Regions from separate parts of the Homo sapiens genome. Here region 2 is linked to region 1. Evidence: read pairs that join two places in POLR2A ChIA-PET (ENCODE). Cell type or tissue: CD4-positive, alpha-beta T cell. All regions are shown on one strand. Each heading gives the region's core, and the rest is flanking DNA. Links, peaks and the distances in the headings are about the cores only.

Evidence for each region. Peaks named below come from ENCODE experiments on the same cell type or tissue, not always from the same donor. Only the 100,000 strongest peaks of a DNase experiment are listed, where the experiment ranks them.
Region 2: POLR2A ChIA-PET joins it to region 1 with 5 read pairs; 7 of 35 experiments call an interaction of 5 or more read pairs at or near these places.

Annotation. Positions count from the first base shown.
Region 1 is chr1:31,816,962-31,833,076 of GRCh38, reverse strand. No RefSeq gene overlaps it. Among named protein-coding and RNA genes, the nearest start is that of SPOCD1, 9.0 kb to the right of the region's middle. RefSeq lists enhancers at 5,494-5,683, 5,774-5,873. In CD4-positive, alpha-beta T cell, for the core only: no CTCF peak of the experiment used is centred there; a DNase peak (open chromatin) is centred at 5,566; H3K4me3 peaks cover 649 bases; H3K27ac peaks cover 2,006 bases.
Region 2 is chr1:31,974,144-31,990,258 of GRCh38, reverse strand. No RefSeq gene overlaps it. Among named protein-coding and RNA genes, the nearest start is that of KHDRBS1, 32 kb to the left of the region's middle. RefSeq lists an enhancer at 4,837-4,906. In CD4-positive, alpha-beta T cell, for the core only: no CTCF peak of the experiment used is centred there; DNase peaks (open chromatin) are centred at 7,988 and 8,648; H3K4me3 peaks cover 312 bases; H3K27ac peaks cover 1,658 bases.

The DNA.
Region 1 (16,115 bases), core at 3,935-7,934:
TTGGTCATCAACCACAAGGTCTCTGCCAGTATCGGTTGTTTGCTTTTATATATATATATATATATATATATATATATATATATATATATACACACACACACATATGTAATATATATATGTAATATATGTGTGATATATATATGTAATATATATAAAAAAATCAATGTTGTTAGCATTGTCAGTTTCCCTGATGATCCTCTGAGAGGAAACACTGCTTGCCCAAGGTCACACAGCCACTGAATGGCAGGGCTGGGGTGAGAAGCCAGCGCGTTTGATCGCAGAGCCTCTGGTCTGAGCTTGCCAGCCGAGCAGTCTGGCCTCTGCACGCCTGCCCTGGAAATCAATGAGAGAAAGGCCAGAGGCATCAAGATTTGTGTTTCTCTGAGAGGCCCCTGAAGGGAGAGGCAGGCTCCTTCCCTATTCACAGCACCAAAGGTGTCAGTTCCCAGCTCTGAAGGACCTACTCCCCAAGGCTGCCGCTCTATTTTTAACCTTGAATCCATCAATAAACGGAGCCTGGCAGAGCAGTCTGCCTGATATTAAGAAGAGAGGAAGGGACCGTTTATTAAGCACTTTCTGAGTGCTGGGCATTATGTGAAATGCTTGACATGGATTATGTACTTAAATCTCCACAGCATTCGTATAAAATAACTACTGTTATCACAATTTTATAAATAAGGAAAAGGAAGCTCAAAGAGGTTAGGGGACTTGCTAAGGCCAAGCAGCTGAGGTGCAGAGCCACAGTCCCAATGCAGATCACACTGAAGTGTGATGTCCAAGTCCAAGTCCATGACCTTTCTTCCTAACCCCCTGGCTCTAATGCAGCATGACTCTGACCATTGGGCAGCCTGTTTGGAGGTGGGGTGGGATGGAGCTGAGAGTCAGCAAATAATCGCTCGAAGTACTAGGGAGGTGCAGGCAGGCAGGAAGGAATCACTCGCTCCAGCCGGTTGGTTGGGAAAGGTTTCATGGAGACTGAAACCCAGACCTTGGATTCCCCAGATGGAGGAAGGAAGGGCCTGGCAGGCAAAGGATATTAGGTACTTTTCATAAGTTATCCCCTGACATCAACAGTGGTGATGAATCAGTGTGAGCTATTTGGAGGCTATTACTGACTCTCTTTTACAGATGACTAAAAGTGAGGCTTTGAGGGATCAACTCACTGCCTAGGGTCACCGGGATTGGAATCAGAGTCTGGAGGATTCCAGAGACCATGACACTACCCTGGCCAATGAGAGGGTGTGTGATAAAAACAGTTGCAGGCAAATGGACATTTATCTAAAGTGTGGGAGTGAAGAAGATAAGGTAGGTTTCAAAGGCAATAGAGAGGCAGGTCTTTTTGTTTTGTTTTGTCCTTTAAGTACGTTTGTTCATATACACTGAAGTTGGCAGCTTTGGCACTAAAGTGATAAAGCTTTTTGGAGGCTGGAACTGGAGGACAGACAGACTCAACCAGGGGAAAGGGCATTGTTTGTGCGTGATAGTGGCTGGGCAGAGGGAAGGGAAGGGCAAGGTTCAAAGTTCAATGTGTCCAGCAGCTCTGAGATCCCCAGGACCAGAGGCCCAGCCAGGGCTCAGGGTCCGGAGTAGCAAGTGGCAGGGGTGAGTGAGGGAGGGGTGAATTGGAGTCTCAACGGCATTTGATGTTTGTCATCAGGGGAGTGGAAAGTCTTCAAGGAGGTAGGAGATATATCCCACCCCACAATAATGGGGGTACAACAAAATGTTAAAGAGACCCAGAGCCCCCAACAGCCAAAACTTCTGGGGGCTAAAAGAGCCTCCAACAGCCAAAACTGGAATAGTTCGAGCAACAAACCAAATAAAGTAGCAATGGATTACAACCCAAAGTATAAAATCAATACCCGTGAGTCCAGAGCAATATAAATGACTGAACAAATGATATAAATAAATGAATGAGAAGAGACAAATCTCCCATACAGATTCCAAATAATTTATGTAGATAGTCCACCCTCAAGGAGGTGGCACATGAGCCCCACTGCTTAAACGTGGGCTGTGCATCTGTGCATAATGACTTCCTTCCTAAGGGTAAGTATGGAAGGGAGCATGGACAGGAGAAGAGTCATCTTCTCAGTGAAGAAACCTGACAAACCCTAGCCGGGCCAGGTGACCCAGGTCGCCATTGGCAGTATAAAGCATGTTGATCCAAGTGTGTCCCTCAGCAGCCTGGGTCAGGCTGCCAGCAGCACCTGGCGGCCTCAGAAAAGGGCCACTTTTCATAAGCACAAGCACATGCACCTGCAGCAGTCAGCGCTCCGGTTTCCTCCTGGCTGTGTCGGTTCACATGCCCTCGGGACAAGGATCAGGAGCCTTGGAGCATCTGGCTGTGTCCATAGCAGCTAGCAGCTCAGAGGCACAGGAAATCCAGCCACCTTGGCTGCAGCCCAGGACTTAGAGGTGCAACCAGGTTGAGTGGTGACTGCATAGAGCACTGTCGGAGGCACAAACAATGACCAACACACTTGCCAGTGACCCACAGCTAGTTAGCAGTGTCCCGGGGCAGTAGGCATGACCTTCGGTGCAGAAGAGCAAGGGCCTTGGGAGGAGGCCCCAAGGGGCACGGGCACCTGGCAGCTTCAGAGGGTCCTGGTGCTGGTGGCCCTGGGGGGACAGCGGTGTCCATCTCTAGGCAGGAACTGAGCCTCAGGACATGGAGCTGCAAGCCCTGTAACACTGAGCCTCTTGCTTGAGGCCCTGAGGATCTGCTCTGGTTTTCCAGTTCATAAGATAGACAACCATGAACACGTCCTTTAGCAAATCAGAGAACCTGGGAGGCGGGGTGACAAAGTGAGCTGCGGCATGTTGGGCTGGGTCAGTGGAGCTGTGGACAGCAGTGGTGACTGCTGGCTGAGCGGCCCCACTGCCTTCTGCTGAAGGGCCTGGAAGGGCCTGACGTGCACAGTGCAAAGCAATGGTGCCTGCTGCCTGCTGGCCGAGACTAGGCGGGCACAGGATGGGCAGGTTAGGGAGTGCCCCGGGCTAGCGTGATTTGCAGAAACTGCTCTGCCTCCAGAATTCACCTCCTAGCTGCTCAGTGTGGTCCAGATCCGCCCCTGCTTCCCTCCTTCCCACAGCTCATAAAGCCAGGTTGAGGGATGTGCACAAAGGCATCCATGGAAAATGAAATTTTGCCCTCCCCACCCTTCCCCAGCAGCTTGAGAAGCCAGTTCCCAAAAATCAGTGCATCTCAGGAAGGCGAGACTGAGAGCTCCCTCAGCTGAATCCATGATGGATCCTTCTGGGAGCCAGAGGGAGCCAGTGAAGCCCCCAGCCTCCTGCGTAACGACGGAAGGGAGTCCTGCCAGACGACAGCTGCCTGGGGCTGCAGGAAGGTGCCCTAACCCTGGGAACCTCCTGGGAAAAGCAGAGTGAGGCTGAGTCCATACCCTAGATGGCTGCTGAGTTGGGGAGGCAAGGCTGACACCCAGATTTCTGGCTGGGAGAACACAGTGGAAGGATCCCAGGACCTGAGATGGGGACGAAGGAGGAGGAGCAGCTGGGGTAGGACCTGGGCACTGGCCACACGACATAAGCAGGCATGGCTGGAAGTGGAGGTGGCTCCTCTTGGGCAGGACAGGACCCGGCGCATTTCTGCCCTGACTTCACTTCTGTCCTGCTGGACCTCAGCCAGGGAGGCCCAGCCCCTACCCTCATCAATGGCAATTTCCCTGCTTCGGCAGCAGCACCTTGGCCTCCTCCGTCATCACCCTCATCTCTCCCCAACTTATAGGATCCCCTTTGTTCTCCCTCTCTAGAAACCTGCTCTCACCTGGCCTCCCTGAGACTCACGGGATTCCGAAGCCTGCAGCCCACTCAGCCAAGGGCCAGTCCTGCAGAACCTCCCAGCTTCCAGATCTGGACTCGCTTCAGCCACAGACTCTTGGAAGAAGGGAGAGAGAACTAACTACCAAGTGTTAAGTGCCTTCCGGTCTAGGTGCTCCTCCATCCTCAGCCTCTCTGACACCTCATAACTGGCAGCCCTGGGATTTGAATCTGCATATGTCTGGCTGCAAAGTCAATGCTCTTTCCTCGAGAGGACTGTGATGCCCCCATTACTCTTTTTTGGGGGAGTGGGGGGACACGGTTTTGCTACGTCACCCAGGCTGGCGTGCAATGGTGCGATCTTAGCTCACTGCAACCTCTGCCTCCCGGGTTCAAGCAATTCTCCTGCCTCAGCCTGCCGAGTAGCTGGCATTACAGGTGTGCGCCACTATGCTCGGCTAATTTTTGTATTTTTAGTAGAGACAGGGTTTCACCATTTTGGCCAGGCTGGTCTCGAACTCCTGACCTCATGATCCACCCACCTCGACCTCCCAAAGTGCTGGGATTACAGGCATGAGCCACCTCGCCCGGTCCCCATTGCTCTTAACACGGAGTCTGCCCCTTGCTTCTGCCTCTCCATCACCCTCTCCTCCCTGGCTCCTCCTTATTTCACTATAAACTCAGTTCTTCCGTTTCTAGACATGCCCTCCACCTGACCTTGCAATCTTCTCCTTCCTTTGGCCACCAGGCTTCTTACCCGGCTCTCTTCTGTTGCATCCCTGGTGTCCCGCCCCTTATCCCCCTGAGGTTTCATCAACCTCCCTCCCCTGCCAACCACTCCCCCAGAGTCACCAGTAACCCGGGGCCTCATGATTAGGTCCTTTCTTAGTCTTTATATTTCCAGGCCCCCCTACAACAACTGACACTCTCAACGGGTAAACTAGCTCTTGAAAAAAATAAGATTTCTTTCTACTTCTGACTTTAAAAGAAACACACACATACACACAAATGCATATATATGAAAGATAGAGAACGAAAGAGAGAGAAAACCACCAAGAGCCAGAAAACTGGTCATTAAGAAGCCTGATGGGCTGGGCATGGTGGCTCATGCCTGTAATCCCAGCACTTTGGGAGGCTGAGGCAGGAGGATCACTTGAGCCCAGAAGTTCGGGACCAGGCTAGGCAACATGGTGAGACCTCATCTCTACAAATAATTTTTAAAGATTAGCCAGGCCTGGTGGTGCACGCCACCAGTAGTAAACCTGTAGTCCCAGATACTTGGGAGGCTGAGGTGGGAGAATTGCTTGAGTCCAGAAGGTCGAGGCTACAGTGAGCTGTGATCGTGCCACTGCACTCCAGCCTGGGCAACAGAGCAAGAAGACCCCATGTCAAAAAAAAAAAAAAAAAAAAAAAAAAGGCCAGCATGGTGGCTCACACCTCTAATCCCAGCACTTTGGGAGGCTGAGGCTAGTGGATCACCTGAGGTCAGGAGTTTGAGACCAGCCTGGCCAACATGGTGAAACCCTGCCTCTACTAAAAATACAAAAATTAGCCCTCATGTGGTGGTGGGCACCTGTAATCCCAGCTACTCAGGAGGCTGAGGCAGGAGAATCGCTTGAACCCAGAAGGCGGAGGTTGCAGTGAGCAGAGATCGCACCACTGCACTCCAGCCTGGGTGACAGAGCAAGACTACATCTACAAAAAAAAAAAAAAAAAAAAGAAGAAGAAGAAGAAGAAGCCTGACAGTACCAGGTGTCAGAGAGGATGTGGGTTCACTGGGTTTCTCAAAGGCTGCAGATGGGAGTGTAAATTGGCACAAGCACTCAGGAAGACAGTTTGGCGTGAGTCTGTAAAGTGGGACATTCACTTATCCTCTCTGGCAGCTGCCTCTGGTGCCAGTATTGCCTCTCCTCCACTCACCTCTAATTTGCGCCCCGGCTGCAGTTCCCTTGACCTCATGACTCACCCCACGCTAACAAGTCCCACCTCAGCACAAGTTATACGTCTTTTTGTTTTCAGCCCAAGCCCAAGCACAGCCTAGAGGTGCAGGGAAGATAACATGCCAGGAGCAGCCCTTGACAGATGGGGCTCAGGAGCTTGCAGATAAAAATGTCCCTGTCATCCATTCTCTGGGCCCACAGTTCCAAAAATCAAGTTCTCCAGCAGTGACCTTGATCTCTTCCCCATCTCACTCTGCCACCTTACTCCTGCTTCCTGGGCTTACCCCACAAATAAACAACCAACAACAGACGCAGGTAGCAGCTTAGTCTCTGTCTCACGCTCTGCTCTAGGGAAACCCAAACTAAGACAACTATGACCTAGCAATTTCCCTCCTTACTTCATATACAAGAGAAACTCTTACCACATACACTAGGAAACACATGCTAGAATGTTCCTGTCAGCACAAAACCTGGAAATAATCCAGAGAACCACTGAGAGGAGAAGAGACACATACATTTTGGAATAACATACAATGAAATATTACACAGGAGCTGGGCAAATGCAACAATATAGATGAAACTTAGCGATATAATTTTGAGTGGTAAAAGGAAATCCTGGCCGGGTGGTGGCTCATGCCTGTAATCCCAGTACTTTGGGAGGCCAAGGCGGGCCGATCACCTGAGGTCAGGAGTTGGAGACCAGCCTGGCTAACATGGTGAAACCCTGTCTCTATTAAAAGTACAAAAAAAAAAAAATTAGCCTGGTATGGTGGCACATGCCTATAATCCCAGCTACTCAGGAGGCCGAGGCAGGAGAATCGCTTGAACCTGGGAGGCAGAGGCTGCAGTGAGCCGAGATCACGCCTCTGCACTCCAGCCTGGGCGACAGAGTGAGACTCTGTCTCAAAAAAAAAGAAAAGGAAAAAAAGTAAATCCCAACATATCACATTAAAAAATACATATAATTTGGGGAAACAGATGTGGGTGTGATAAAACTACATAAAAGAGAAAGCAAAAGAACACAACACAGGATTCATATTAGGGGTTGCGGTGGGTAGATAAAAGTGAGGAGAATCATATCAGTCTGTGTAAGTTCTTATCAGTATTTTAGTTTTCGTCTTGGGCAGTGGTTCCATGGATATTTTTATATTATTAAAATAGGCACCCTAATAGATAAATTCATAAATGATTCAAAGAAGGCCTTTTATGGACCGATGATGAGAATGTGTACTATATACCCAATTAGTATGACAAACCTCATTCTATGCAATTGAAGTCCAATTAAAAAGTATAATAAACAGGGCTGGGTGCAGTGGCATGCCTGTAGTCTTAACTATTCAGGAGGCTGAGATAGGAGGATCACTTGAGCCCAGGAATTGGAGGCTGCAGTGAGCTATGATTGCACTACTGTACTCCAGTCTGAGTGACAGAGCAAGACCCTGTCTCTTAAAAAAGTAAAATAAGATTATTATTTAAAAACGGAAAAATACATAAAATCACAATGAAGAAATAAAAGTTACCATCCAGAGATAATCCCTAGCTATCAACATTTAATGGATATTTTATACATTGTTCCTGTGAATAAATGTCTGTATGTGTTATCTGTATAATGGAGGTGATACTATATACAATTTTTTGAAAACGTTACAGAAATTTCAAGTCCTATATATTTATTGTAGAGTAATGAAAAAACACAAGAGGCCGGGTATGGTGGCTCACGCCTGTAATCCCGGCACTTTGGGAGGCCAAGGTGGGCAGATCATGAGGTCAGGAGATTGAGACCATCCTGGCCAACATGGTGAAACCCTGTCTCTACTAAAAATACAAAAAAATTAGCCAGGCGTGGTGGCGGATGCCTGTAGTCCCAGATACTTGGGAGGCTGAAGCAGGAGAATGGCGTGAACCCGGGAGGCGGGACTTGCAGTGAGCCGAGATCACGCCACTGCACTCCAGCCTGGGCGACAGAGCAAGACTCCGTCTCAAAAAAAAAAAAAAAGAAAAGAAAAGAAAAAAAAAAAAAGAAAATGCAAGAGGAGAAAAGAAGCAATTGAGAAAGAGCCACTGTCAACATTCTGGTGGATTTCCTTCCATTCTCTTCCTTTGCTTAACAGCACATTATGACACTTCCTCCACATCATTCAATATTCTTTGAAAACACTACCTCTCTCTACCTTAAAATTCTTTTTTTTTTTTTTTTTTTGAGATGGAGTCTCGTTCTGTTGCCCAGGCTGGAGTGCAGTGGCACAATCTCAGCTCACTGCAACCTCCACCTCCTGGGTTCAAGCGATTCTCTTGCCTCAACCTCCCGACAAGCTGGGATTACAGATGCCCGGCAACACGCCCAGCTAATTTTTGTATTTTTAGTAGAGACGGGGTTTTGCCATGTTGGCCAGGCTGGTCTCGAACTCCTGACTTCAAATGATCTGCCCGCCTCAGCCTCCCAAAGTGTTGGGATTATAGGCGTGAGCCACTGTCTCCAGCCTTTAAAATTCTTAAAGTAGTAATTTGGCAGTGGAGAAGTCTGGAAAGCACTTTCTACCAAGCGGTGGAGGTTAATATCACCTGTGGCTACCACGCACCCCCTCCTCTGATGTGAGAAGGCATTTTCCCTGTGCGGCATTCTTTCCAAAACCCCTGAGACCAGTTTAATCTGGAGAAAAGCATCAGGGAAATCCAAATTAAGAAACACTCTACAAAATACCTGACGATTACTCCTCAAAACTGTCAAGGTCATGAAAAACAAGGAATGACTGAGAAACTGTCACAGATCAGAGGAGACTAAGGGCATGGTAGCTAATGCAACGTGGTAGCCCGCACGGGAGCCTGGAACAGACAGAGGACCTGAAGGGGAAAACTGGTGGAATCCACATAAAGTTGGAGTTTAGTTAATAGTAATGTACCAATGTTGGTTTCTTAGTTTACGCAGAGACCACAGTAATAGAAGATGTTAACAATGACAGAAAATAGGTGAGGGGTAGATGGAACTTCTTATATTTTTGTAACTTTTTTGTAAGTCTAAAATTATTCCAAAATAAATAATTTATCAGGGAAAAAAAATCCACAAACCCCCAAACAGTCTTTCCTTGGCTTCCTCGAAGTCGTGCCATTGTGTTCTTCCTCCCTCTCTGACTGCCTCTGGGTGTGTTTTCATATTAAACGACAGGCACCACCTTAGGCCCTGTGAATGAGCTGGCCAACAAGGCAGACCCAGTCTGGTTCTCGCCCTTGTGGGAATACAGTCTGGCGGAGGGACTTTGGATGGAGCTGGACTTGAGGTTGGACATAGTTCCGCTTATCTCCAGCGGAGCAATCCCTAGCAAGTCATGGATTTGAAGCCCACCTTTCCTCCTCTGTAAAAAATGAATAATGAGCAGGGTGCAGTGGCTCATACCTGAATTCCCAGCACTTTGAGAGACTGAGGCAGGAGGATCACTTGAGCCCAGGAGGTCACTTGAGCCCAAGAGTTAGAGGCTGCAGTGAGCTGTAATCATGCCACTGCACTTAAGCTAGGTGACACAGCATGACCCTGTCTCTGAAAAACAAAAAAAAAACAAAAAACCCCACAAAACTATATTAGCTAAATACTACCACAAGGAAGCAGTTACCAATATTAATATCAGAAAAACTGAATTAAAGCAGAAGAACATTAATAGGAAGAAAAGGCACATTTGGCACTGATGAAAGTTATAATCTCCAAAAAAGATGTAAAAATTTATGAATTTGCATGCTCCTAAAAAAGTGTTTTTAAATATATATAAAGCAGGAACTTACAGAGGTAAAGGGAAAAAATTGACACGTTCGTAATAATTGTGTGAGATTTAAAACATTTTTTTTTTTGAGATGGAGTCTCGCTCTGTTGCCCAGGCTGGAGTGCAGTGGCACAACCTTGGTTCACTGTAACCTCTGCCTCCCGGGTTTAAGCGATTCTCCTGCCTCAGCCTCCCGAGTAGCTGGGATTACAGGTGCCTGCCACCATGCCCAGCTAATTTTTGTATTTTTAGTAGAGACAGGTTTTCGCCACATTAGCCAGGATGGTCTCGAACTCCTGACCTCAAGTGATCTGCCTGTCTTGGCCTACCAAAGTGCTGGGATTCCAGGCGTGAGCCACTGTGCCCAGCCGATTTTTTAAAATTTTATTTAAAAGTTTTTTTTAGAGACAGGGCCTCACTCTGTTACCCAGGTTGGAGTGCAGTGGTGCTATCATAGCTCACAGAAGCCTTGAACTCCTGGGCTCAAGCAATCCTCCACATCCTAGTATGCCTTCCTGTAGAGGATAGAAAGCCAAAACTCTTTCACAGATTCCCTTACAATGAGTGTTTCAGATGTGAATTATTTTCCAACACTTACTGCTATTGTGCAAGATCTGAAAAGCAGATGAGAGGCCAAGACCATTGTCCTTTTCCGTGGGCTGTTACTGCTTCCAAGCACAACTGTGGAGCTATCGAGTTTGCCCGCATCAATGTCTGGCCCCTAGTGTTGTGTATGTGGGCAGTAGAAGCAGCAGTGGCAGTGCCTGTATTAGACCTTTGTATTGTTACCCTAGCAGTGTATTTATAAATACAGTTCTAATGTGTGTTCTAGGCCCAGCCTCGGGTCCACTCCTATAGCCTGCCAGTGACTTTTTTTTTTTTTTTTTCATTTTTTAGATAGGGTCTGGCTCTGTCACCCAGGCTGGAGTTCAGTGGTGCGATCTCGGCTCTCTACAACCTCTGCCTCCTGGGCTCAAGCCATCCTCCTACCTCAGCCTTCTAAGTAGCTGGGACTACAGGGATGCGCCACCACATCCGGCTAATTTTTGTACTTTTTGTAGAGATGGGGTTTTGCCATGTTGCCTGGGCTGGTTTTGAACTCCTCTAAGCTCAAGCAGTCCACCCGCCTCGGCCTCCCAAAGTGCTGGGATTACAGGCGTGAGCCACTGTGCCTGGCCTCCCAGTGACTTTTGAAACACCCAGTGCCCTGTATTAAACCTCATTGTGCTTAAAATATCTAGAGTAGTTTTTGTTTTCTGCATTGAACACTGATTTCTGTAGATTCAAGTTACTATAGATTACTATGGATTTGAAAAACATGAGTAAAAAGCTTGAGGTAAGAAAAGCTTAAACTGTTGGCCAGGTGCCGTGGCTCACACCTGTAATCCTAGCACTTTGGGAGGCCGAGGTGAGTGGATCATGAGGTCAGGAGTTCGAGACCAGCCTGGCCAACACAGTGAAACCCCCGTCTCTACTAAAAATACAACAATTAGCCGGGCACGGTGGCGGGTGCCTGTAATGCCAGCTACTCGGGAGGCTGAGGCAGGAGAATTGCTTGAACTGGGAGGTGGAGGTTGCAGTGAGCCGAGATTGCACCACTGTACTCCAGCCTGGGTGACAGAGCAAGACTCTATCTCAAAAAAAAGAAAAAAAGAAAAGAAAAAGAAAAAAAAAGGAAAAGCTTAAACTATTAAACTGAGAATTTCAATCATTTTTCAAGCATACAATGAATATTAACAATGACAGTATATCAGATCACAAAGGAAATCTTAAAAACTTAAAAAAAAAAGCAACATTATGTAGACAATTTTAACTGATCACAATGCAGTAAAAGTATATTTTCATTTTCTTTTCAATAGAGAGACGGTCTCGCTATGTTGCCTAGGCTGGTCTCAAACTCCTGAGCTCAAGGGATCCTCCAGCCTCAGCCACCAGAGTAGCTGGGATTATACACGTTCATCATCATGCCTGGCTGAAACATTTATTTATGTATGATTTATTTATTTTCAGTTAGAGATGGGGGTCTCACTATGTTGACCAGGCTGGTCTTGAACTCCTGGCCTCAAGTGATCCTCCTATCTTGGCTTCCCAAAGTGCTGGGATTACAAGCATGAGCCACCATGTCTGGCCTGAAACTACATTTATTTTTAATAATAACAGGTAGCCACCGGGTGTGATGGCTTATGCTTGTAATCCCAGTGCTTTGGGAGGCTGAGGCAGGAGGATTGCTTGAGCCCTGGAATTCAAGACCAGCCTGGGCAACATAGAGAGACTTCATCTTCACAAAAAATAGAAATGTTAGGCACTAATACTTTGTTTCCCTAGACACCCTGTCTCTAGGCTGGGAATACACGCATGCACCACCATGTCTGGCTAATTTTTGTATTTTTTATAGAGACAAGGTCTCACTGTGTTGTCTGGCTTGTCTCAAACTCCTGGGTGCAAGTGATCCTCCCACCTTGGCCTCCCAAAGTGTTGGGAGTGGGTCACTTTAGGCCACAAGTTTGAGACCAGCCTGGGCAACATAGTGAGACTCTATCTCTCCAAAATAATTTAAACTAATTTTAAAAATTAGCTTGAGGCCAATTAGTAGGCATTTAAGGCTGCAGTGAGCTATGATCACACCACTGCACTTCGGCCTGGGCAACAGAGCAAGACCCTGTTTCTTAAAAAAAAAATGAAAGAACAAGAGTAAACCAAAGGAAATAGAAGAAAGTAAATAAGAAAGGTAAAACCAGAAGATGGTGAAATAGAAAATATAATAACAACATCATAAAAAACAGAGATAAAAAAGCAAAAATCTGATTTACCAAAAAACCCTAGGATGACTGAGAGAGAGCAAGCACAAATAAATAGTATTAGGAATTAAAAGGGGACTGTAATCAATACAATAGAGATTTTTGAATCATGAGAATACTATTAATATCTTTGCAACAGGGTCTCACTCTGTCACTTAGGCTGGAGTGCAGTGGCACAATCTTGGCTCACTGCAGCCTCCATCTCCTGGGCTCAAACCATCCTCCCACCTTAGCCTCCCAATAACTGGGACTACAGGGAGTATGGGACATGCCACCACTCCTGGATAATTTTGTATTTTTTGTAGAGACAGGGCTTCACCATGTTGTCCAGACTGGCTCGAATTCCTGGGCTCAGGTGATCTGCCGCCCAGGCCTCTCGAAGTGTTGGGATTACAGGCGTGAGTCACCGCCTCCAGCATGGTGGCTCATGTCTGCAATCCCAGCACTTTGGGAAGCCGAGGTGGGAGGATTGCTTGAGTCCAGGAGTTTGAGACCAGCCTGAGCAACATAGCAAGATGCCGTTTCTACAAAAAACCAAAAATTTAGTCAGACATGGTGGTAGGCACCTGTAGTCCCAGCTACTCAGGAGGCTGAGGTGGGAGAATCATCTGAGCCCAGGTGATCATATCACTGCACTTCGGCCTGTACACAAAGCGAGACCTTATCTCAACAAAAAAAAAAGAAAGAAAAAAAAGAAAGAAAAAAGAAAACGCAATAAAAATATTAAAGAATAGAATAATTTAATTAAAATGTGCAATATTTTGATGAAGAAAAATCACAAAAATGAATTGAAGGCCTGGCAGAATGGAAATAAGGTACATTTATGGATGAGAAGACTCAGTATTATTCAATTTTATCCCTAATCTGTAAATTCGATGAAATTCTAATTTAAATCCCAGCACAATTTTTCAAGGATCTTGACAAAATGATTCTACGGTATACAGTTAGCTAAGACGATTATAAAAAATAGAAACCAAGTTGAGGGGGTGGAGCTTGCTCCCTAGATAGCAATATTTATCACAAAACCATAGAACTAAAACAATATTGATCAAGAATAGACAAATCGATCAATGGAAGAGAAAAGAAAGCCAATAAATAGGCCAGGTGTGGTGGTTCACGCACTTTGGGAGGCCGAGGCAGGTGGATCACCTGAGGTCAGGAGTTTGAGACCAGCCTGGCCAACATGGTGAAACCTCATCTCTACTAATAATACAAAAAATCAGCCGGGCATGGTGGTGGATACCTGTAATCCCAGCTACTTGGGAGGTTGAGGCAGGGGAATCGTTTGAACCCAGGAGGCGAAGGTTGCAGTGAACCAAGATCCTGCTACTGCACTCCAGCCTGGGCAATGAGAGAGAAACTCCATCTCAAAAAAAAAAAAAAAAAAAAAGGAAAGCCAAGAAATAAATTGCATTCTTTAATGGGAACCAGGTATATCGCAGAGGTGCTGTCATGAGTCAATGGAGCAAACAGCTAATGATGAGGCAAATAGCATTAGGCCAAAACCTGGGCAAAACCTTACTTTATTTTTTTTTTATGACAGAGACATTTTAGAATACCAGGAGAAAGGCTGGGCCCAGTGGCTCACACCTGTAATCTCAGCACCTTGAGAGGCCGATACGGGCAGATCACTTGAGGTCAGGATTTTGAGACCAGGCTGGCCAACATAGTGAAACCTCATCTCTACTTAAAACACAAAAATTAGCTGGGTGTGGTGGCGTGCGCCTGTAATCCCAGCTACTCCGGAGGCTGAGGCAGAAGAATCGCTTGAACCCGGGAGGTGGAGGTTGCAGTGAGTCGAGATCATGCCACTGCACTCCAGTCTGGGTGATAGAGTGAGACTGTCTCAAAAAAACAAAAAAATAAAAATAAAATAAATAAATAGAATACCAGGAGACAGAGAAACTGGCCAGAGACTGGCTGGCTTCTAAAACCAGTCCTTGCTAATCTTGAGCAAATTACTTAATCTGTCTTGGCCTATTTCCTCATCTGTCAAATAAGGATAATAACAGTTCTTACCTCACAGACTTGATGTAAGGATTAATATAGGTAAATTAATACAGGCAAATACAGGATTAATATAGGTAAAGCATTTAGACCAGTCCCTGGCTCAAAACAGCACTACGTAAGTGTTAGCCATTCTTTATCTCTATACCATGTGGAACTGACAACATCTCCACTCCCGTTTTCTCTGCCCAATGTGGGAGACTTCCATTATCCAAATGGACCAGAATGGCTTGGTTCACTGGTCTTAGGGAACCTGGTCAACTTTCTGCCATCATGACCAAGACATTCCTTAGAGGGAGGGCTTCTCATTTACAAAAACTATTTCCTTAGAGCAGTAATTTTGGTCATTGGTGACATCCAGTCTCTACTCTTACCTCATCTATGACTCTGACTGCCAGATCATGACAGTTTTCAATATGGATTACCCAATAGCTTGGTTTGTTTTTTGTAATAAACCTTGTTTTTTAGAATAGTTTTAGATCTACAGAAAAATCTGAAGATTAGTACAGGGAGTTCCTGTGTACTCCAGACTCGGTTTCCCTTGTTATTCATATTATGCTGTTTTTAAAATTCCACATTATATCATTGAGATACATTCATGTTGATATATAGATCTAATTTATTGAGTCTAACTGTGATTTAGTATTCCATTGGCCTGGAAGGTTCTCACAGTCTCACCTGGCACAGGTTTAGTGCCAGGGAATTCCATCTCCCTCGCAATCAGACTTATCAAATCTCTGGTTCTGGCCGGGTGCAGTGGCTCACGCCTGAAATCCCAGGCCAAGATGGGAGGATCGCTTGAGCTCAGGAGTTCGAGACCAGTCTGGGCCACATAGTGAGACCTCGTCTCCACCAAAAATAAAAAAAAAATTAGCTGGGCATGGCGGTGCATGCCTGTAGTACCAGCGACTCAGGAGGCTGAGAGGGGAATATCACTTGAGCCTGGGAGGTCAAAGCTGCAGTGAGCTATGATTACACTACCACAACTCAGCCTGAGCGACAGAGCCAGACCCTATCTCAAAAAAAAAAAAAAAAAAAAAAAAAGCCAAACACCACTGTTTCTGCAGTAAAAGTATTTACATAATCATAACATTATAAATGTCATTTGGCTTTCAGTGTTAAGAATCAATCTACAGGTAAACAACGGTAAACTGAATTATCTTTACCGAATAGAATGTAAATGCTATAAACCTCAGCGATACAAAAATAAAAGCTTAGTTCATGGATAACGGCAGAAGCAGGGAGGGGACATCAAGGGAAATTATCCATTTCACACAGAGAAGAGTCAAGAGATACAATATACAGAAGAAACAGACATTTAAGAATAGTATTCAAAGTGATAATAGAAACCAATAGTAAAATTTAAAATATAAATATAAAAAAGAGGGCCAGGCACGGTGGCTAACGCCTGTAATCCCAGCAATTTGGGAGGCTGAGGTGGGTGGAACACGAGGTCAGGAGTTTGAGACCAGCTTGGCCAGCATGGTGAAACCCTGTCTCCACGAAAAATACAAAAATTAGCAGGGCATGGTGGCACGTGCCTGTAGTCCCAGCTACTCGGGAGGGTGAGGTAGGAGAATCACTTGACCCTGGGAGGCAGAGGTTGTAGTGAGCTGAGACTGTGCCACTGCACTCCAGCGTGGGCGACAGAGCGAGACGCTGTTTCAAAAAAAAAAAAAAAATATATATATATATATATATATGAAAAGCGGAAGAGAAAGGGGGAAAGGGTGGTTAATAAAATCACCACAGCAGGAAGTCAACAGATACAACAGACACAGTTAAAATTAATAAATCAAGTAATAGAGGCATGAGTATATTATTTACAGTTATGAAATTTA
Region 2 (16,115 bases), core at 6,223-10,222, 150 kb before region 1:
GAAAGAGAGGAAAGAAAAAAGAGAAGGATCTGGGACTTTATGTCGGGGTGGCCAGGAGAATAATGATACTTTTGAGATCAGGAGGAATGGCAGGCTGAGCTTGGTTTTGGTGACGACATAGTCTTTCTTTTGGGGAGAACAGGTAGAATGCGGGGGCCACAGGACTGTGGAATAGGCTAGGGAAGCTGAAGATACTGTGAAGAAGGGAGGAGAGAGAGAGAGAGACAGAGAGAGAGAAGCAAAGATTGGGGTACTGGAGTCAAGAAAACCAAGGGGGAGGAGGTCTCAGAGGTGGCCACCAGGTCAAATAGTAGAGATGACAAGAAGAATCAGGACAGGAAAGGGACCACTGGCTTTGAAAAAAATCAATATGCTCCTCCACAGTAAATCACTTTGAGGAGACTGTCACCTCTCTGTAAAAACTACCACATGAAAAAGGTGAAGGATGCCGGAAAGAGGATGATGATTCGGTACCCACAGCAGCTAATATTTCCTGAGCATCTTCTGCATGCTTGGGCCCTGGTAATAACAGGACTTTATCCTGTTGACAAGGTAGGTGTTATCGATACCTTTCTACAGAGGGAGACTGAAACCTAAAGAAATTAATTAACTCTCCCAAGGCCACATAAGGCAGAAATAATGAAAACAGGATTTCACACCAGGTCTGCATGGTCGTAAAGTCCCCACCATACACCATCTCTCCTCAGTGTCCATACTGCAGTGTGCACTGATGGCTCCATAATAATAATATGGGCGGGGCATGGCGGCTCACGCCTGTAATCCCAGCACTTTGGGAGGCTGAGGGGGTTGGATCACGAGGTCAGGAGATCGAGACCATCCTGGCCAACATGGTGAAACCCTGTCTCTACTAAAAATACAAAAATTAGCTGGGTGTGGTGGCGTGTGCCTGTTATTTCAGCTACTCAGGAGGCTGACGCAGGAAAATTGCTTGAACCAAGGAGGCAGAGGTTGCAGTGAGCCGACATCACGCCACTGCACTCCAGCCTGGTGACAGAGCGAGACTCCGTCTCAAAAAAAAAAAAAAAAAAAAAAAAAAGCCTGGTGCGGTGGCTCAAGCCTGTAATCCCAGCAGCACTTTGGGAGGCTGAGAGGGGCAGATCACGAGGTCAGGAGATCGAGACCATCCTGGCTAACACGGTGAAACCCCGTCTCTACTAAAAATACAAAAAAAAAAAAAAAAAAATTAGCTAGGCGTGGTGGCGGGCGCCTGTAGTCCCAGCTATTCTGGAGGCTGAGGCAGGAGAATGGTGTGAACCCAGGAGGTGGAGCTTGCTTTGAGCCAAGATTGCGCCACTGTACACCAGCATGGGCGACAGAGCGAGACTCTGTCTCAAAATAAATAAATAAATAAAATAAAATAAAATAAAATAAAATAATAATATGGACAGTGACCGTTTAGTGAGCACTTCCTGAGCAACATGCTGCACTAAATAGTTTACATATATTAACTTCATTCTCATGGCAGCCCTTTGAGGTAGGTATTATTAATCTCATTTTGCAGTGAGGAAATTGAAGCTCAGACAGGTTAAGTGACACCATCGAAGTCACATAGCCAGAAAGTTGTTGCAGTGGGCTATGTATGAAGCTATCAGTTTCTATTGCCTCCTCAGAATTTTTATTTTTTAATTTTAGAATGAAATTCTTGCTTGCTCCAGGCTGGAGTGCAGTGGTGTTGTGATCACAGCTCACCGCAGCCTTGACCTCCTTGGCTCAAGCTATCCTCTCACCTCGGCCCCCAAGTAGCTGGGACCACAGGCATGTGCCACCACACCTGGCTAATTTTTTTTTTTGTAAAGGTGGGGTCTTGCTTTGCTACCCAGGCTGGTCTCAAACTCCCGGGCTAAAGCAATTCCCCCGCCTTAGCCTGCCAAAGTGCTGGGATTACAGGTGTGAGCCACTGCGCCTGGCCCTCCCCAGAGTTTTTTTTTTTTTTTTTTTTTGAGACGGGGTCTCACTCTGTCGCCCAGGCTGGAGTGCAGTGGCACGATCTCGGCTCACTGCAAGCTCCGCCTCCCGGGTTCACGCCATTCTCCTGCCTCAGCCTCCTGAGTAGCTGGGACTACAGGCACCCACCAGCACGCCCGGCTAATTTTTTTGTATTTTTAGTAGAGATGGGGTTTCACCATGTTAGCCAGGATAGTCTCGATCTCCTGACCTGGTGATCCACCCGCCTCGGCCTCCCAAAGTGCTGGGATTACAGGCTTGAGCCACCGCGCCCGGCCTTCCCCAGAATTTCTTACAGAAAATTTCTACTCGGGATCCAGTAGGTGACCAGCTAGTGCTCTGAAGCTTTGTATGCCATTAATTGCTTAACGTCAGTATCACATGCGCTCTGGATGATTCTCGGTGGCTCCAATGCTGAGTGTGTGGTGGTTGACTCTACTGCATCAGTATCACTCAAGACTGCTCTATCGAGTTACAATGCCTCCTCTTTGTCAGGGTCCTGGCTTCCCCCAGGGCTTGAGGACAGTATGTGGCTTTTGAACTTGCTTTTCATCGGGGATGGAGAAAGCATGCGAGTTCACCCACTGCCTCAATTGTTAGAAGTGTCTGGGCAGAATCAGGCATATGTGGCTGGCCGATGTCTCTCCCTGGTAGTTCCAGGGGCCAGCCTCGCCTTCCTGTCTGAACTCGGCAGGGACAGGCTGGCTGGGTCGACAGAGGCATCTGCCTGGCAGTTGGGGGCCTGTGAGAATAGCTCTAGTTCTCACCCAGCAGCCTGAGTTGTGGCCTGGGCAAGACCTAGTGAAGGCACACGTTAGTCACAGCAGCCTGGGTGGGGAGGGGGCAGGCATGGGGAGTTCCCTGTGGAGTTCTGGGCAGAAGAGAAGAGCTCAGCTATCACTGTGTGACTGGTAGGGCAGAGTGAGGAGGGGCGTTAGGCCAAGTGCCTCTCTTCCCCTTGGTCGTTAGTCGAGAGCCTCAGGGAAAACGCCAGCCTTCCTGATCTGATCTAATTTCGAGCCCCCCTGCTGTGTGACAGAATGATTCTCTCTGCACATGGTCAGCCGCAGATTTTTCTCAAGGTGAAAGCAATTAGGGCTTCATTCCCTCCTCCCCCAGCTGCTAGAAATAAAAGGAAGATGGAAGAGAAGCTTCTGCCAAGGTCAGCCAGAATGCCCAGTCCTGTTCCTGTAATTGGCTCTGCCACCTGCTCACACCTCTCACAGGTTGTTGTGGTCTCAGGCATTTTGGTGTCCCCCAGGGCTGAGGCAGTGAAGACAGCAGGAGCTACTGCTTTTACATCTCTCTCCAGGACAAGAAAGAGGGCATCTTCACCCTGCCCTGGGTGGGGAATGTGCAGGAACTGTGTGAGCCAGGCCTGGGCGGCACACACAGATGGAGCTGAGCTGTTCTCTCCTTTCTCTGGAAGAATCAAAACCCAGGCAAGAGAAAAGTCATTGGAAGGTGGGAGAACTCATTCATTTGGTCAACTGCTAAACCAAGCACTTTGCTAGGCGTTCCTGGTCCCTGTAGTCTTGGAGCCAAGGGGAACAGAGTGGGTGCAGGAGGTGGAGGGATGGGGAAGTCAACGGGCAGGCAATTCCAAAGGTACCAAATGTCACAAAGGAGGACAGCAGGATACCACGGGAACCTGACCTACGATAGAAATTAGGTTCTTGGCTTTTTTTTTTTCCTTAATTTTTAAATGTATTGTCATAGAGATGAGGTTTCACTGTGTTGCCCAGGCTGGTCTTGAACTCCTGGGCTCAAGCAATCCTCTCTTCTTGGCTTCCCAAAGTACTGGGCTTACAGGTGTGAGTGACCAACCACATCCAGCCTTATTTTATTTTATTTTATTTTATTTTATTTTATTTTATTTTATTTTATTTTATTTTATTTTATTTTATTTTATTAGAGAAAGGGTCTTGCTTTGCTGTCCAGGCTGAAGTGCAGTAGCATGAACAGGGCTCACCGCAGCTTTGACCTCCTGGGCTATAAGTGATCCTCCTGCCTCATCCTCTAGAGTAGTTGGGACTACAGACATGCTCCACCATGCCTGGCTAATTTTTAAATTTTTCAGAGAGACAGGGGTCTCACCCTGTTGCCCAGGCTGGTCTTGGCCTCAAGCAATCCTCCTGCCTTGCCTCCCAAAGTGCTGGAATTTCAGGCGTGAGCCACTGCACCAAGCCTACCCCGTTTTTAAGAGTCTCGGGCTGGGTAAGGTGGCTCATGCCTGTAATCCCAGCACTTTGCAGTGTAGTGGCTAGTCTCTACAAAAAAAAGTTTTTAAAAAATGAGCTGGGCTTGGTGTGGTACACCTGTGTTTCCAGCTACTTGGGAGGCTGAGGCAGGAGGATCACTTACAGCCCAGGAGGTTGAGGCTGCAGTGAGTTGTGTTGGTGCCACTGCACTCCAGCCTGGGTAACAGAGCAAGATCCTGTCTCAAAAACAGATAAAAAAATAAACAAATAGAGATAAAATCTCATGGTAAAATATTTAAAAATAAAGGATAAAAATTGAAATCAGAAGCTCCAAATTACTCCCCACCATCTTCCCTGGTGGTAACAGCTGTTAACAGAGTGTTATGTACTTTTCCGGGGGACTTTCCAAATGTATTCAAGTGTAAGTACATATACAGGGCCGTCCTCTTTAAAAACGGGGTTGTTACTACGCTCCTATCCAGCTGGTGACTTCCCCTGCCTCCACTTCACAATATACCCAGGGCATTTTTTCCATGTTAGTACAGAGAGCTTCACCTCATTCTTTTTGGTGGCTGTGTGGTATAAGGAAGTGATTTTTGAAGGGTAAAACCTGAAGAATAAGTAAGATTAGTAAGGCAAAGGGATGGTTCTCTAAAGCACTGAGCCTGGGAAAACAAAAGCAACATAGATCTCTCTAACTATATCTCCTAATGTCTCCCTTCCTTCTGCGTTTAGACCCCCCGCTCCCTCTGCTGCCACATTTTTCTCTAATTTGCAAAGCAGTTCAGCTGTCTTTGTCTTGCCCTAGCTCTGGAGAGCTTCATTCTTCATGCCAAAGCAACTTATGAAGTATTTTCCCAAACAAAGAACCCTCTACCCAGAGAAAAATTGTGCCACTCCCCTAATAGACAAAAGTAGCTGCAGGCAGTTGTGGTTTAAAATAGCAATTAAGAAAAAAAAAATCTGTTACACCATAAAGCACCTGGCAGTTCATAAATGGTGGTTATTTGTTACTAATATTATTTTACATGTGTTGATGGATGGGTTGGCTGCTGCAAGTTCCTGTCCTTCATCCTGGGGTACCCACCTCTTGCTTGGCCACTTTTCAAGTGTAGGGATGGTTGTCTTACTTGTGTTTGTACCTCTAGCTCTCAGCACAAGGCCTGGCATAGAGCAGACACTCAGGAAGTGAGTGTCGAGTTGAACACTGAAGGGCTGGGTGTGCTGTTCCAAGCAGATACTGAGTCACAGACATTGTGGGCCTGCTGTGATCTGAGCCCCAGTATAGATGCTTTGGAACAGTAGAGAAAACAATCAAAAGAGAGGCTCTTGTCCTGGGGAACTTCATCAAGATGGGCCTCATGAAACTGTCACATCATATCACAAATTGTAAAGCATCCACAGTCCCTGGATCAGTACTAATTTTGGCTTTGGGAAGAGGGGATAAACTTTCCTTCACCCCCACCTTTAGGTATAAAATAGATACGGTAATGTGCACAAACCTTAAATGAGCAACTAGATGAATACTTTCTGTTTTTTTTTTTTTTTTTTTTGAGACGAAGTCTCGTTCTTGTCGCCCAGGCTGGAGTGCAATGGCGTGATCTCAGCTCACTGCAACCTCCACCTCCCAGGTTCAAGCAATTCTCCTGCCTCAACCTCCCAAGTAGCTGTGATTACAGGCACCTGCCACCAAGCCCAGCTATTTTTTGTATTTTTAGTAGAGAAGGGTTTTCACCATGTTGGCCAGGCTGATCTCAAACTCCTGACCTCAGGCGATCTGCTTGCCTTGGCCTCTTAAAGTGCTGGGATTATAGGCCTGACTCACCATGCCCGGCCTACTGTCTGATTTTTTAAATTAAAAATATTTTGTTTTTGTTTTTGTTTTTAGTGACAGGGTCTTGCTATGTTGCCCAGGCTGGAGTATAGTGGCTATTCACAGGTGCAATCATAGCTTACTGCAGCCTCAAACTCCTTGGGTCAAGCAATCCTCTTTCCTCAGGCTCCTGAGTAGCTGGGACTATAGGCACATACCACCACACCCAACTTGAAGTTTTATACATGTATATACCTGTATAACCATCAACCAGATCAAAATCCGGATTATTTCCAGGACCCTAGAAGGTTCTCTTGGCCGCCTTTCAGACATACCCCCTGTCACAATAGAAACGATTATTTCTGACCTCCATTACCATCAACTAACTATACCTGTTTTTGAGATTTTTCTAAATGGAATTGCATGGTGTACATTATTTTTGTTCTGGCTTCTTTCACTCAATATTATAGCTATAAAATTCATCCATGTTAGTACTTAGTACTTGTTTTTTTATGTATGTGGTATAGTATTCTATCAAATGAACATATAACAATGGAGGCATTTGGGTTGTTTCTAGCTTTTGGTTATTCTGAATAATGCTGTTACAAACATTCTTTTACATATGTCTTTTTGGTAGACTCAACCATTTATTTTTCTTGGCTATATATATTTGAGTGGAACTGCTAGGTCAGAGGGGATACGTATGTTTAGTTTTAGTAAATACCGCCAGTTTTCCAAAGTGGTTGTACCAGTTTACACTCCTTTCAGTGGTGTATGAGAATTCCAGTTGTTAATATTGTCAGTCGTTTTAATTTCAAATTTCAGCCATTCTGATAGGTACGTAGTGGTATCTCACTGTTTTAATGTATCTACCCACATAGTAATAAGTAATAATATTTTTTGTTTTGAGACAGGGTCTTTTTCTGTTGCCGAGGCTGGGGTGCAGTGGCATGATCATGGCTCATTGTAGCCTCAACCTCCCAGGCTCAAGCAATCCTCCTGCCTCAGCTCCCTGGGTAGCTGGGACTGCAAGTGCATGCCAACACATCTGGCTAATTTTTAAGTTTTTTGTAGAGATGAGGTCGGGCTATGTTGCCCAGGCTGGTCTTGAACTCCTGGCCTCAAGTGATCTGCCCGCCTCGGCTTCCCAAAGTGCTGGAATTACAGGCATGAGCCATCAAGCCCGGCCAGTAATAATGTTTTTACATGCTTGTTTCTTGTGCTATTTGGCCATCTGGATGTCTTTGTTGAAGAGTCTGTTCCCACTTGGTCCCCTCACCCAAGGATGTCTCTCCTACACTCAGTAACCATTTGATGACCTTAACTGATGGTCATTCAATGGTCATCCTTGTGCTGATCACACCCAGATCTCTGTCCAGAGATCCTGCTCCCAAATGCCATACCCACATATTCAGCTGGCTCTTTGATATCTCTAACAGAATGACCCATGTGCCCCTCAGGATCAATATCCAAACTAAAAGCTTCATCTCCTCTTCAGCCCCTAATCCATTTTCCTTCCTTTCTGCTCAGGCCACTCCAGGGCACCCAGACTGGCCCATCATCTTCATCCTCACGGACTCTGTGAATGTTTAGGCCCCAATCTCACACATTTCAAGAAATGTGGCCAGGCGTGGTGGCTCACACCTGTAATCTCAGCACTTTGGGAGGCCGAGGCAGGTGGATAACTGGAGGTTAAGAGTTCGAGACTAGCCTGGACAACATGGTGAAACCCTGTCTCTACTAAAAATACAAAAATTAGGCAGGGGTGGTGGCAGGCGCCTATAATCCTAGCTCCTTGGGAGGCTGAGGCAGGAGAATCCCTTGAACCTGGGAGGCGGAGGTTGCAGTGAGCCGAGATCACGCCACTGCATACCAGCCTGGGTGACAGAGCGAGACTCTGTCTCAAAAAAAGGAAGGGAGGGAGGGAGGGAGGGAGGGAGGGAAGGAAATAAAAATATGCACAGCCTGTTTCCTTTCCCCACCCCACACCCTCTTTGCCCTGGATACCTCCTCCTTGGGTCTCAGCTTACATGCCACTTCCTCTGGTTTAGGTGTTTCCTCTGCTGTCTTCCAGTGCCAGTTCCTTCCTGTCAAGTCATTTATCACACTGGCTTATAATTACCAGTGTCAATGCCTGAATCCCTGGATCATCTGTTGTTTTGCCTGCTCAGCATTCTTTCCCCTCCTCTCAGTAGTCTAGTTTTCGCTAGGAGCCATCTCTCCATTCTTGCTCCGTGTGTTGGGGTGTGGCTGCAGAGAAGGATGTGCATATCACCCAGGCCCGACAAGTCAGCATATTCCATCCTTTAGTTCTGTAACTGGGTCAATGTTAAGCACAGAACCAAGGTAGTTGATCAGAGCAATCTTAGGATTTTTGCTGGAACAAATGGGAAAGAAGCATTCTTTTTCTGAGGGGGTTACTACAGGGCTAAGATGAAAGCCTGGAGCCTGGGGGATCCTGGTCTGGGGAGTGACCCAGGCCTACCTCACCACACATTTTGGTGGGAGATCTCCCTTCCACATTACTAAAGCACATAGATTCTACAAAAAAACATATCTCCACAGCCCTTTTGCAATTCTGGTGCAATAGTGGATTTTCTAATTATCTTCATTTAGCTTTGTTGTCAAACTACAGAGTAGTAGGGGTTTTTGTGTGTGTGTATGTGGTTTTTTTTTTTTTTTTTGACACGGAGTCTCACTTTGTCGCACAGGCTGGAGTGCAGTGGTGTGATCTCACCTCACTGCAACCTCTGCCTCCCAGGTCAAGTGGTGATTCTCCTGCCTCAGCCTCCTGAGTAGCTGGAATTATAGTCATGCACCACCATGCCCGGCTAATTTTTTTGTATTTTTAGTACAGACGGGGTTTTGCCACGTTGGCCAGGCTGGTCTCGAACTGCTGACCTCAGGTGATCTGCCTGCCTCAGCCTCCCAAAGTGCTGGGTTTACAGCTGTGAGCTACTGCGCCCAGCCTGAGTAGTAGTTTTTGAGAGCACAGATTCCGCAGTAACTTAAGGGTTTGAATCTAGCACTGCCATATGTCACATGTGACTTTGAGCAAACTGCTTAGACTCTCTGTGCCTCAGTTACGTCATCTGTAAAATGGAGATGATAACAGTACTTACTTTATAGTGTTTTTGTGAGAATTAAATGAATTGATTAATGTAAAAGGACTTGTTTACACTGTGGGGAAAATACCACCCGGGACATTTCACAAAGGAAGTGAAAGCAAGGCCAGGTTTCCAAGTGGCTAAAGATGGCTTTGCTGGCAGTGGGGAGTGTGACAGGCTAATAGCCTGAGCGTCTTACCAGTAACTGCTAGTGAATTCCCTTGTTTTCTCTATTTCATCTGTTGTGTGTTCTTAATCTCACACTGACATCTCCGATGAAACCCTTTTCAAGTGTTTGGCATCTCATGGGGGTTTGACAGCAAGGGTGGTAGCCAAGCGGGTTTAACTCCAAAGGGATAATGGTGGTGTTTGCTGCAAAAACTTGAGAGGTAACATTGTTTACAGTGTACAGAGTATTTCATTTGCATATTAAGTTCACTGACTGCGATTCTAGCACGTATATAACCACGTTACACAGAAAATTCAGAAACTCCTCCAGCTACTACCTAACTCTGGAACTGCACATACCTGGGACATAGTAAAATATTGCAATCTTAATAATATAGACTTTGGCCAGGCAAGGTGGCTTATGCCTGTAATCCCAGCACTTTGGGAGGCTGAGTTGGGTGGATCACCTGAGGTCAGGAGTTCGAGACTAGCCTGGCCAACATGGTGAAACCCCGTCTCTACTAAAAATACAAAAATTAGCTGGGCATGGTGATGGGCACCCGTAGTCCCAGCTACTTGGGAAGCTGAGGCAGAAGAATTACTTGAACCTGGGAGGTGGAGGTTGCAGTGAGCCGAGATTGCGCCACTGCACTCCAGCCTGGGCAATGGAGCAAGACTCTGTCTCCAAAAAAAAAAAAAAAAAAAAAGAGAGACAGAGAGAGAATATAGGCTTTGGGGTTGGTCATACCTGGGTTTAGGTTTCGTCTCTGCCTTTTGCTTGCTTGTGTGAACTTAAGCTAGTAATTTATCCTTTCCGAGCCTCACTTTTTTCCATGGAAATGGATAAAGTAATTGCTCCTAAGGTCGCTTCATGGTACAGTCCAGGGCTACCAATCACAACATATTCTATATATCGGTAGCACATATCTTACAAGGTGGATGTAAAAATTAAATGAGATGGTTTCTGTATTGCAAATAGCTCAGCGATGGGCTGATAGCACTTAGTACATCTTAGTACATGTTAGTTGCTATTATTAGGTATTTATGTGCAGAAGTCCTTCTGATAATAATTGTCATAATAGCAAGAGTGGAGTCGGAAGAACTGATGAGGAAGGCTTTCTGAGGAAATTCTAAGTTGTTTTATTTTTATTTATTTATTTATTTATTTATTTATTTATTTATTTATTTATTTGAGATGGAGTCTCGCTCTGTCGCCCAGGCTGGAGTGCAGTGGCGCGATCTCGGCTCACTGCAAGCTCTGCCTCCCAGGTTCACGCCATTCTCCTGCCTCAGCCCCCCGAGTAGCTGGGACTACAGGCGCCCGCCACCATGCCCGGCTAATTTTTTTATATTTTTTAGTAGAGATGGGGTTTCACCATGTTAGCCAGGATGGTCTCGATCTCCTGACCTCGTGATCTGCCCGCCTCAGCCTCCCAAAGTGCTGGGATTACAGGTGTGAGCCACCATGCCCAGCCGTTTTTTAATTTTTTTAATTTTTTAAATTGTATGTCCTCTGGTGTTGAAACTGAAAGATTCTAAGGTTTAAACTGGATTTGAAAGGTGGAGAGTAACTCATTTTGGCAATGAAGATTAGGGTGAGTGTCTTGGGAATAAAAGAAAGAGGGAACAGGTGTCTGCGTGACCAAAGTGAGATACTTGGATGCAACTCAGCCCCGTCCTCAGGGCACTTGTGGGCTTCTGCCAGTAGTGGGGAATCCCAGAACCTTCTCTGGCTTGGCTACAGAAGGAAACAGACATCTCCTATGGAGAGAAAGGAAAGTCACGGAGCTGCTGTCTGGTGGTGACTGGGGCCACAGTGGCAAGCAAAGAGATGTCTGTGGGGCAAGGGAACTGGCAGGGTGAGGCCTGAGGGTCAGCCCAGGATTCTGGTCACTGGGAGGCTGAGCTAGAGGCTTCTACCTCCTGCAAAGTAAGCTGGGCTGGTCTGTGGATTCTTTCCAGATTCTCAGAATTCCAACCTCCTATAGGGTCTTCTCTAGGGAAGGAGGGACACAGATGTATAGAAAAGACCAAAGGGAATGATGAGAGTTTGAAAACTCTGGTCTGGCCAGGCTCAGTGACTCATGCCTGTAATCCCAGCACTTTGGGAGGTCGAGGTGGGAGGATCATTTGAGTCTAGGAGTTCAAGACCAGCCTGGACAACAAAGCAAGACCCTGTGCCTTTGATTGTTTATTTGTTTATTTATTTATTTAGAGACAGTCTCGCTCTGTTGCCTAGACTGGAATGCAGTGGTGCGATCTCAGCTCACTACAACCTCCGCTTACCAGGTTCAACCCGGAGTAGCTGGGATTACAGGCATGTGCCACCAGCTTATTTTTGTATATATATATTTTTAGTGGAGATGAGGTTTCACCATGTGGCCCAGTCTGGTCTCAAACTCCTGACTTCAAGTGATTTACCTGCCTCAGCTTCCCAAGGTGTTTCCCAAGATTACAGGTGTCAGTCACAGTGCCCGGCCCTGACTCTGTCCCTTTAAAAACAAACAAACAGGCCAGGCGCGGTGGCTCATGCCTGTAAGCCCAGCACTTTGGGAGGCCGAGGCGGGCGGATCACAAGGTCAGGAGTTCGAGACCATCCTGGCCAACATGATGAAACCCTGTCTCTACTAGAAATATAAAAATTATCTGGGCGTGGTAGCACATGCCTGTAGTCCCAGCTACTCAGGAGGCTGAGGCAGAAGAATCACTTGAACCTGGGAGGCAGAGGTTGCAGTGAGCCGAGATTGTGCCACTGCACTCCAGCCTGGAGACAGAGCGAGACCGCGTCTCAAAAACAAACAACAAACAAAACAAAAAAAACCCTCTGGCCTGAGATTCCAAATTGTCACCAGCCATCACGGGGCTGGTGGAGAGACAGTCAGACCAGGCTGTGCTGCTTTCTGGGAGAGCCAGCCATCTCCCATCTGCCCCTGCAGACCCACGCTTCACTCTTCTCTGTCCTGTTCTGTGTCTGCCTTGTCTGGACACATCAGCAGGCTGCTTTGCCTTCTGGCTCCTTCTTGGGCTCAGCCACTGGGGACACTGGGTCTGAGGGGCCAGAAGGGAGAGAAGTTGGGTAGTTATTCCCTTGCTCCCTCTACAGGTTGACAGGGTATCCTTGATGGGCAGTCACAGCTCTTCTTAAGGAGGCCTCTTTTCCAAAATTCCCTCCCTCAGGAAATGCTCTCCCCTGTCCCTTCAGGCCTAAGGGTGGTGGCAGCTCCTCAAGTGTTGCTAGCCCCGGGCCACTGTGCTGTCCCTATGGTTTCTGTGCACCCACTCACACCATCGTAAATAAACCCTCTTCAAATTATTCTAATTTTAGTGTGTCATCTGTTTTCACTTGGGACCCTGACTGATACATTTGCCAAATAAGGATTCTTTTGGTTGTCTTAAGGGAAAGAGAGAGAATTATTGCCTCATTATTGCTTCATGTACCCGAAACGATGTACAGACATTAGACATGTTTGTTCAAGAGTTTAGGCAAGAGCTTACTTAGAGTTGGCAGCTTCAGTCTCTTTCTCTCCTTCAGCTCTAGTTCCTCTGGGTGTGCTTTCCATTCGGGCACTCTCTCTACCTAGCAACTTCCAGCAGCTCCAAGCTTATATCCTCCCAGTGTCAAGTCCAAAGAAAGGTTCATTTCAGCCTGGGTGCAGTGGCTCATACCTGTAATTCTAGCACTTTGGAAGGCCGAGGTGGGTGGATTGCTTGAGTCCTGGAGCTCAAGATCAGCCTGGGCAACATGGCGAAAACCCATCTCTACAATAAATACAAAAGTTAGCCAGGTGTAATGGCACATGCCTGTAGTCCCAGCTACTCGGGAAGCTGAGGTGGGAAGATCACCTGAGCCTGGGAGGTCGAGGCAGCAGTGAGATGTGATTGCACCACTGCATTCTAGCCTGGGTGACAGACGGAGACCCTGTCTCAAAAAGCAAACAAACATAGCCAGGTGCGGTGGCTCACGCCTGTAATCCCAGCACTTTGGAGGCTGAGGTGAGTGGATTACCTGAGGTCAAGAGTTCAAGACCAGCCTGCCAACATGGTGAAACCTCATCTCTACTAAAAATACAAAAATTAGCTGGGTGCGGTGGCAGGTGCATGTAGTCCCAGCTACTCAGGAGGCTGAGGCAGGAGAATCACTTGCACCTGGGAGGCGGAGGTTGCAGTGAGCCGAGATCACACCACTGCACTCAAGCCTGGGTGACAGAGACTCTGCCTTAAAAAAAGAAAAAAGCAAACAAACAACCAAACAACTCCCACCCCAACAACAACAAAAAACAAACAAAAAAGAAAGGTTCATCTCTATCCCAATGGATCTGACAAAGTTCCAGTATTCTCATGGACTTGGCATGAGTCACAAGGCTACCTCAAACCAGTCACTGTGACCAGAGGGATGGAACACGTAATTGGCCAGATGTGGGTCATGTCTTGCCTCTAGAGCTTGGAAGAGGTGTGTTGACCCCACCTAAGTCAACAGGCCTGATAGTAGGGGCAGGCAATTCCCAAAAGTCAAGGTTTTCTCACCAGAAGGAAAGGAAAGGCACAGATGCTGAGTAGGCCCAAACCATGAATCTGTTTTTTTTTTTTTTTTTTTTTTTAAGACAAAGTCTTACTCTGTCGCCCAGGCTGGAGTGCAGTGACGTAATCTTGGCTCACTGCAGCCTCTACCTCCCAGGTTCAAGCAATTCTCATGCCTCAGTCTCCCAAGGAGCTGGGACTACAGGTGCCTGCCACCACATCCGGCTAAGTTTTGTATTTTTTGTAGAGATGGTATTTCACCATGTTGGCCAGGCCGGTCTCAAACTCCTGACCTCAAGTGATCCACCACCTCAGCTTCCCAAAGTGCTGGGATTACAGGCGTGAGCCACTGAGGCTGGCCTCCATGAGTGTATTCTACTTGGCTATGTGAACTTGGATAAATGACCTAACCTCTGGAACTTCTGTGTTCTTTCTTCCAATACTATTAAGAATAATGATTATTGAGCAGTTACTGTGTGCCAGGACCTACATCGAGGGTTTTAGATGAATCTTTGTTTGGTAGCTCTCATTGTTTCCCCCTCTTTATAGATGTGCAAACCAAGACTCAGAAAAGTAAAGTGGGCCAGGCGCAGTGGCTCATGCCTGTAATCCAGGCACTTTGGGAGGCCGAGGTGGGCGCATCACCTGAGGTCAGGAGTTTGAGACCAGCCTGGCCAACATGGCGAAATCCCGTCTCTACTAAAAATATAAAAATTAGCTGGGCATGGTGGCAGGCATCTGTAATTCCAGCTACTCAGGAGGCTGAGGCAGGAGAATCGCTTGAACCTAGGAGGGGGAGGTTGTAGTGAGCTGATATCATGCCACTGCACTCCAGCCTGGGTGACAAGAGCAAGACTCCGTCTCAAAAAAAAAAAAAAAAAAAGGGCTGGGCCCGGTGGCTTACACCTGTAATCCTAGCACTTTGGGAGGCCGAGGTGGGAGGATCACGAGGTCAGGAGATTGAGACCATCCTGGCCAACATGGTGAAACCCCATCTCTACTAAAAATACAAAAATTAGCTGGGTGTGGTGGTGCGTGCCTGTAATCCCAGCTACCTGGGAGGCTGAGGCAGGAGAATCACTTGAACCAGGGAGTCGGAGGTTGCAATGAGCCGAGATCACGCCACTGCACTCCAGCCTGGCGAGAGAGCGTGATTCTGTGAAGAAAAGAAAAGAAAAAAGACAAGACAAGACAAGACAACAGGCTTTCTCAGGGCCACAAAAGCCTAGACATGGCAGAGTTAGAATGTGAACCCAGATTTGTTTGACAGAAGAACACACACCTCTCTACCAAACTGCTTCTCAGTTGGAGCCTAGCTTGCAAGGTATTGTGAGGATTAAAAGAGATATAATACAAATAGTACAGCAAAAATTTATTTTACTCTTTGTGCACATACTGTGTGCCAGCCCCTGAGCCAAATGTTGCGTGGACACATGTTTAAATCTTGCAACAATTTCTCACTCTTGAAAACATCTAGCATAGCCCCTTGCCCAGTAGGAACTCAGTGGTAGCTTCTCTCCTTTTATGCTCCCTGACTTTTCTCTTCATGTTGGTTCCAGCATTTTTTCAGAATTTTCATTGTTCTGTGTTGCACAGGGTCCCTGAGCTATTTCTTCTGCTGCCTAGAAGCTGAGAAGAATCAGGGTCATGGCCCTTGTGCCTGGAGAGGTCCTTATGGGGAGAAAGGGCTCAGTGAGAGGAAAGCAGGTGGGAAAACAGGCCTGGGGAGGTGATGTGATTAACATCACAGCATCAAGTGTTTTTCCCCTGAGAAACTTTGGACATTTTAAAAACATCTCAGCCGGGTTCCGTGGCTCACGCCTGTAATCCCAGCACTTTGGGAGGCTGAAGCGGGCAGATCACGAGGTCAGGAGAGCGAGACCATTCTGGCCAACATGGTGAAACCCTGTCTCTACTAAAAATACAAAAAATTAGCTGGATGTGGTGGCGTTGCACTTGTAGTCCCAGCTACTTGGGAGGCTGAGGCAGAAGAATCGCTTGAACCTGGGAGGCGGAGGTTGCAGTGAGCTGAGATCGCACCACTGCACTCCAGCCTGGGCGACAGAGTGAGACTCCGTCTCGGGGAAAACAAAAACAAAAACAAAAACATCTCCAGGGCACTGGGATTCACCCTACTGGGGAAGTGGGAGGTTGGCAGGGGGCAGGTTGCCTGGCAAGCTGGCCAGAGGACCAGGTACACCTTCTGGTTTGTCTCCTAATCTCCTGGATGGTTTCCATACTGAGACCAACTGTCCATTGTCTTTGACTCTTCGTTTGTTGTCCAATCAGATAACAGGACCTACTGATTCTCCCAAATTCTTGCTGTTACCTGAGAGTTTGTTG